2 separate regions of the Mus musculus genome follow, and region 1 is linked to region 2. The links are chromatin contacts, found by Hi-C or POLR2A ChIA-PET in ENCODE. All regions are on one chromosome and are shown on one strand. Each heading gives the region's core, a stretch centred on a gene start or an enhancer-like site at or near the end of the contact. The rest is flanking DNA. Distances are from core to core; before and after follow the strand shown. Region 1 holds the start of Emc3 (ER membrane protein complex subunit 3). Region 2 holds the start of Creld1 (cysteine-rich with EGF-like domains 1).

Region 1 (3,352 bases), core at 633-3,132, 48 kb after region 2:
TATTATTGCTGTTGTTATTATTATTATCAGCAGCAGAATAAGGAAAGACAAAAAAAAAAAAAAAAAAAAAGACAATCGAAAATACCCAAGCTGGACATTTTGGGGGACAGACTCTCATGTGCACCAGCCTGACCTCCAGTCTATAGGTAGCTTGCTTGAGCTTCTGATCTTCCTACCTCCATCTTTGAGTCCTGGCATTACAGGCTTACACTGCCATAGCTGGCTTATGCTGGGGTAAGGAACCCAGGGCTTCAAAGCCAGCTGTCCAAGCACTGTACCCAACTGAGTTACATCACAGCCTCATTGCAGAAGAAGTGTTTTTAGGGCTGGAGAGATGGTTCAGCCATTAAGAGCACTGACTGCTCTTCCAGAGGTTCTGAGTTCAAATCCCAGCAACCACATGGTGGCTGCAACCATCTATAGTGAGATCTGATGCCCTCTTCTGGTGTGCCTGAACACAGCAACAGTGTGCTCACATACATAAAATAAATCTTTTTTTTTTTAAAGTGTTTTTAATTTAAGGTGATCTTTAAATCACCAGCAAATGGAAATCCAGTATTACTTGCCACAAAAAGAAAGTAACTTTTAAATACGATAAAATGAGGTTTTTTTTTTTTTTTTCTTCTTCTTCTTTTTTTTTGGTTTTTCGAGACAGGGTTCCTCTGTATAGCTCTGGCTGTCCTGGAACTCACTCTGTAGACCAGGCTGGCCTTGAACTCAGAAATCCACCTGCCTCTGCCTCCCAAGTGCTGGGATTAAAGGTGTGTGCCACCACGCCCGGCAAAATGAGGTTTTTGTTTTGTTTTGGTTTTTGTTTTCTGTTCTCTGCAGAAACGTTTGAAACGTTTCTCTTCATTAAAGTGATTCCTATGTGATCTGGACAAGTCAAGGAACCAGCAGCACTGTCTTCAGCTAGTCTCTGAAAATGACTAGAATAAGTGATTGAAAACTGTTACTGATTTTAATGTGAAGTGGCTGAAGTTATGTCAAAGTTCTGTCTCCCACAGAAAAGCACTGTAAGAAGGCAAGTGAGGAGAGGAGGCAGGTGGAATGGTCCATCGCAACTCCTCACACGTCTCTGTGGTAGTCTCCAAGCTTTGGAGGCACTTTATACCTTAGCATCTCAGCAGATCACTACAGTTCTTTGGTAGTGTAGATTATGAAATTCACTTGCCTGGATGTTAGCAGGACTCAAGGGAATATTGCATCTGACTCTCAGTGGGTACTCTTAATAACGGAATGGAGCAGGATAGTTCAGAGAGAACCTCACTGACGGTTGGCAACTAGCCTAACAATATTAAGAACGTTTTCTTAAACACTTAGTACATGCAAGGCCCTGGGCTAAAGGCTTTTAGGTATCATCCAATCTAACATCTACATGCCTGCTCTCTCTATTAGGTAGGTACTGAGATTATTCCCATTTTACTGACAAAAATGAAACACAGCTAACCGCCAAGGTCAACCCGTAGGGGCGCGATGAAAACTCAGTTAAAGTGATACAATCAATCCCTGCACTTTCTTGACCAAGGTCACCCGGGAGTGAGGTCAGCAGGATAGGGTGAGGGTACTGACCTGTCAGACACTTGTTCCTGGGTGAGCTTCTTGTCGCTCTGCAGTAGGATTGACACGTAGTGGCGGATCATGCCCACGAAGAAAGTGATGATAACGATGGGCAGGACCACCCAGAGGCGGATGTTGGAGTCAAGCAGCAGCTCGGGCCCCGCCATCTTCGCTGAGAGTTCGCTGCGGGTCGGGAGGAGTTGGGTTCCTCCCGGCTTTCGGCTCCGGGCCTTCACCCGCCCCTCAGTCTGGCTGGCGTGGAATCTGGGGCAGCCTAGCTTTCTCCGCGCACTGTTTCCAGCTGGGCCGCCAGGCCGTCAACTTCCGGTGCGGGCGAGTAACGTCACGCCACGGCGCGGCTTTGATGGCGTCAGAGCGCCGTTCTTCTAGCGGGAAAGTCGAAAACGAAGGGAAGCAACTGGCGGGTCCCCAGGTTAGTGGCTTTTTAGGCTTTCCTGGGAGCGAGATGGTATCTCTCCGAAGTCAGACGGCCCTGACTTGTTCTAGTGTTTCCCTCTGAAAAGTGGCTGTCAGTGATTACATATTATTGTAGGAAACGCATAATAAGAAATCTCGTATAATAAGAAATTTGAACCTGTTTTTAGTTTTTGAGGCTTTTTTTTTTTTTTTTTTGGCAAGACTTATTTAATGTATATGTATGATTTGACCTTCTGTGTTTATGTGCACCACATGCATATAGGAACCCGAAGGGGCGCAGGATTCCCTAGAACTGGAGTTACAGGCAGTTTTGAGCCGCATGTTTGAATGGGAACTGAACCTGGGTCCTCTGCAAGAGCAGTAAACGCTCTTAATCCCAGAGCTGTCTCACCAGCCCAGGAACGTTAATCCTTAATAGAAACCATTGCCCTAGTCTGGAGAGATGGTTTGGAGGTTAAGAGCACTGGCTGCTTCTCCAAAGGTCCTGAGTTCAATTCCCCTTAACCACATGGTGGCTCATAACCATGTATAATGAAATCTGATACCCTTTTCTGATGTGCAGACAGAACATTGTATACACAGAAAAATAAAGAGAGAGAGAGAGAAGCTGGGTGGTGGTGTCACTTGAGAGACAGAGGAAGTTGGATCTCTGAGTTCGATCAAGGTCAGCCAGTCCTCAGAGTGAGAGAAACCCTGTCTCAAACAAAAGAAAGCAAAACAAAAAAACAAAACCAACCAAATAAAAAACAGTAATAATAATAATAGCCCATAGTCTTGGCTTTTAGGAGGTGGAGGCAGGAGAAGTTGCCTTTGGCTATGTATGAGTTCAAGACCAAACAGCTACACAAGACCCTAGAAGTTGAAAGTAAGACAAAACCCACAGATTCTGGCCTGTCTAAGAACCAAAAATAAATGAACAAAACAAGGAGTACAGATTCTGGAACCAGACTTTTTAGAGTTAGAACCTCAGCCCTTCCCCTGATTAGGAGACTAGTAATGGTATCTTTCTTAAGTTAGCATGTGAGAAATATGTAGATTATAATTAGAGCATATAAGACAAGGTTGTTTGTTTGTTGGTTATTGAGATAGGGCCTCACTGTATATCTGAAGCTGGCCTAGAATGTAACTGGTAACTATGTAGACCAGCCAGTCCAATTTACATGGTGGAATCCTGTCTTAAAAATAAATACGTACTAGAAAAATAGCTCAGTGGTTAAGAACACTTGCTGCTCTGCAGAGAATCTCGGCTCCTTTCCCAGCACCCACATAGTGGCTCATAACTATCTGTAACTTCACTTCTGGGGGCTCTAATACTCTCTTCTGGCCTATGCAGGCATCCAGTGTGTACATGGTC
Region 2 (3,325 bases), core at 103-2,602:
CATGCAAGACAGCAAAATTAAGGGCCTGTAACCCTAGGCTTCAGGGGCAATATCAGCTGCAATCTGAATGCACTTGATGCTGTTGTCCATATTTACAGGCATGGAAACGGAGGCAGGTCACAGAGACACATGGAGCTTTTTCAGTGCGTGGGCTCTGACAAATGCGACTTTGGGGCAGATCACTTCATGTATATAGACTCATTTTTTTTCTCCTCCGATAAGGTGGAGTAAAAGATAAAGGTTTCTTACTAGCCCATTATTTTCCCCTGTCTATTCCAGACATCCACAGGCGCTGGGTCCTAGTATGGCTGGCCTGCCTACTCTTGGCTGCGGCGCTTTTCTTCTTCCTCCTTCTAAAAAAGGACCGCAGGAAAGGTGAGTGCTTTCCTGTCCTGGTTTCCCAAGGACAGTCTCAAACAGTGGCGCTGGGGCTCAATTGGGTGGAGGGAAGGCAGGTCCGGGCTCACCCTCACAGGCTCCACTATCCCTGTAGCGGCCCGTGGCTCCCGCACGGCCTTGCTCCTCCACTCCGCCGACGGAGCGGGCTACGAGCGTCTGGTGGGAGCACTGGCGTCCGCGTTGAGCCAGATGCCACTGCGCGTGGCCGTGGACCTGTGGAGCCGCCGCGAGCTGAGCGCGCACGGAGCCCTAGCCTGGTTCCACCACCAGCGACGCCGTATCCTGCAGGAGGGTGGCGTGGTAATCCTTCTCTTCTCGCCCGCGGCCGTGGCGCAGTGTCAGCAGTGGCTGCAGCTCCAGACAGTGGAGCCCGGGCCGCATGACGCCCTCGCCGCCTGGCTCAGCTGCGTGCTACCCGATTTCCTGCAAGGCCGGGCGACCGGCCGCTACGTCGGGGTCTACTTCGACGGGCTGCTGCACCCAGACTCTGTGCCCTCCCCGTTCCGCGTCGCCCCGCTCTTCTCCCTGCCCTCGCAGCTGCCGGCTTTCCTGGATGCACTGCAGGGAGGCTGCTCCACTTCCGCGGGGCGACCCGCGGACCGGGTGGAACGAGTGACCCAGGCGCTGCGGTCCGCCCTGGACAGCTGTACTTCTAGCTCGGAAGCCCCAGGCTGCTGCGAGGAATGGGACCTGGGACCCTGCACTACACTAGAATAAAAGCCGATACAGTATTCCTAACCAAGTAGCACTCGTGTATCTGTTCCGAGGACCCGCTAACAGAGCCTTTAACCCCGCTGCCCTTTAAAGCCCGGACAGGTGCAGCCCGGAGCCGCTTCTGGTTGGCTAGTGTAGGGTGACGCCATGGCACATGGCTTTCCATAATTGGCTGGGAGAAGGCCCCGCCCTCCGGACTGCGGCGTTGAAGAAGGGTGTACTTTTTACGGAGGCGGTGGCTTTGAGGCGACTCGGCCCACAGCGCCCGGGGCGGAGGCGGGGACTTTTTTTTTTTTTTTTTCCCTCCTCCTCTAAGGTCTAGCAGGGTTTGGATCCTCCCAGTCCTGTTTCAGGCTGTGCCTCCATCTCCCAAAGAGGCTCTGAACTTGACCCCTTCTCTTCATATCCGGATCCGGGCTCCTCCTCCAGGACCGCCCATCCGCCTTTCTCTCGGAATATTTTGGGATCCAACCCTCTCTCTAATTTTGGCCCCTAATAACTCACTGAGACCCTAAAACAATGGGCTGACGCTTATTCTTTTGCCCGCGATCCCGGCCACCTCCCCCTACGGTAACGGAGAAATAATTTCTCTGCTGGAATCGTAGATTAGGCTCTTTCACCCCTTCCAGCGCCTCTGCTTCCACTACCCCAGTTTATCCTCGTTTTGTAATTACGTAGGTCTGGGGCTCTGAGCCCCAAGGCGCCTCGCTTTCCTCCCTTACAGCCTGGCTTCTCCAGTGAACCCTCCCCCTGCCCTCTATCTGCACGTCCCCAGCCTGGGAAAAGATGGCTCCACTGCCCCCAAGGGGCCTGGTCCCATCTCTGCTCTGGTGCTTGAGCCTGTTTCTGAGCCTCCCAGGACCTGTCTGGCTCCAACCCTCTCCTCCTCCCCATCCTTCTCCCCGAGCTGAGCCCCATCCGTGTCATACCTGCCGGGCACTGGTGGACAACTTCAACAAGGTGGGTGCACTAATAGCCACGAGGGAGGGGCCCATTATTGGAGAGCAGGGAGCTCTCTCTGCAAATCTGCATGGTGTCTAGTCCCAGTGTGGGTTGCTGGCTTTAACTGTATGGCATTTGGGTAAGGTGTGTCACAGTGCCTCAGTTTTCTGGTCAATAACATAAAATAATGAAATGTTAGAATGTTAGGCCGGGAGTGCCGGCACATTCCTTTAGTCCCAGCACTGGGGAGGCAGAGGCAGGTGGATCTCTGAGTTCCAGGGCATCCTGGTCTACAGACCAAGTTCCAGGACAGCCAGGACTATGCAGAGAAACCTTGTTTCAGAAACAACAACAAAACAAAAAACAAACTAATAAAAAATCCAAATGAATGTGTCTAGCTCTGTACTTAGATATTCCTAATTTCTTCCATATGCAGGGCCTGGAGAGAACCATCCGGGACAACTTCGGGGGTGGAAACACGGCCTGGGAGGAAGAGAAGTTGTCCAAATACAAAGACAGGTAAGAAGGTGGGGGCAGGGTATCTACCCCAACTCTGGGTTTCTGTTGATGATGTTGGATAGATTCTCTGCGGAAGCATTTCGCTCCCCAGATCCTGAACATTTACAGTACAGCAGATAAGGAAACCAAGCCCCATCTTCGAGAAACTTGCTTTTTTAGTAGAGTAGACACAAACAGTACACACAACCTGTCAGGTGAAGAACAAGAATGTGGGTAGACCACAGGTGGGTGGGATGTGTTCAGGATGGTCCGTTTGAACAGTAGGGGGGCCGACCTTCTGTTTCTCCCAAAGGTGGCTGGAGCAGAGTGAGCAGAAGGTTCTAGAGAGGAGTTTAGATGTCCTGAATGGGAGGCCAGAAAGGACACTGGATTTCCTGGAACTGGAGTTAGAGGAATTGGGAGCCACTATGTCTGTGGTGGGAACTGAATAATTGCTGAGCCATCTCTCCAGGTCTTAAGTGAAGAGATCACTCACACTCACAAAGTACAAGAAGCCAGGGGAGCATGGAGGGAGTGGGGAGAGCAGCTAGGGAGTGGGGAGAGGGGCTTCTTTAGTCTAGGTATAAAGGCAGCATGGACTAGCAAGACATTCAGTGGTGCATACAGAGCTAGTTGAAATCTGAGCATCCTTTGGAGATCATCAGTTGACATGATAGATTCCTTATGGAGCACGAGAGAGAGTACTATTGACTGGGTGAGGTGTGCAGGTGTTTTCTTTTTTTTTTTTTTCTTATTTTGGTTTTTCGAGACA

What was found. A loop is a pair of places that touch in the nucleus more often than their neighbours do. ChIA-PET counts read pairs that join two places held with the same protein, here RNA polymerase II (POLR2A).
Region 1: a loop to region 2 is called in a map of heart, with 7 times the contacts of the local background. The contact joins the promoter of Emc3 here to the promoter of Creld1 in region 2. A Hi-C loop is called at or near these places in 4 of 37 maps with a recorded cell type or tissue (gastrocnemius and heart). POLR2A ChIA-PET finds 5 or more read pairs at or near these places in 4 of 5 experiments (Patski and embryonic stem cell).

Annotation. Positions count from the first base shown.
Region 1 is chr6:113,529,756-113,533,107 of GRCm38, forward strand. It overlaps Emc3 (ER membrane protein complex subunit 3), which reads right to left and starts at 1,883. Exons shown (of 8, transcript NM_175101.3): 1 at 1,573-1,883. The coding sequence starts at 1,727. It overlaps Fancd2 (Fanconi anemia, complementation group D2), which reads left to right and starts at 1,927. Exons shown (of 44, transcript NM_001033244.3): 1 at 1,927-1,993.
Region 2 is chr6:113,482,004-113,485,328 of GRCm38, forward strand. It overlaps Creld1 (cysteine-rich with EGF-like domains 1), which reads left to right and starts at 1,353. Exons shown (of 10, transcript NM_133930.2): 1 at 1,353-2,073; 2 at 2,492-2,574. The coding sequence starts at 1,900. It overlaps Il17rc (interleukin 17 receptor C), which reads left to right. Exons shown (of 18, transcript NM_178942.1): 17 at 280-375; 18 at 494-1,160. The coding sequence ends at 1,116.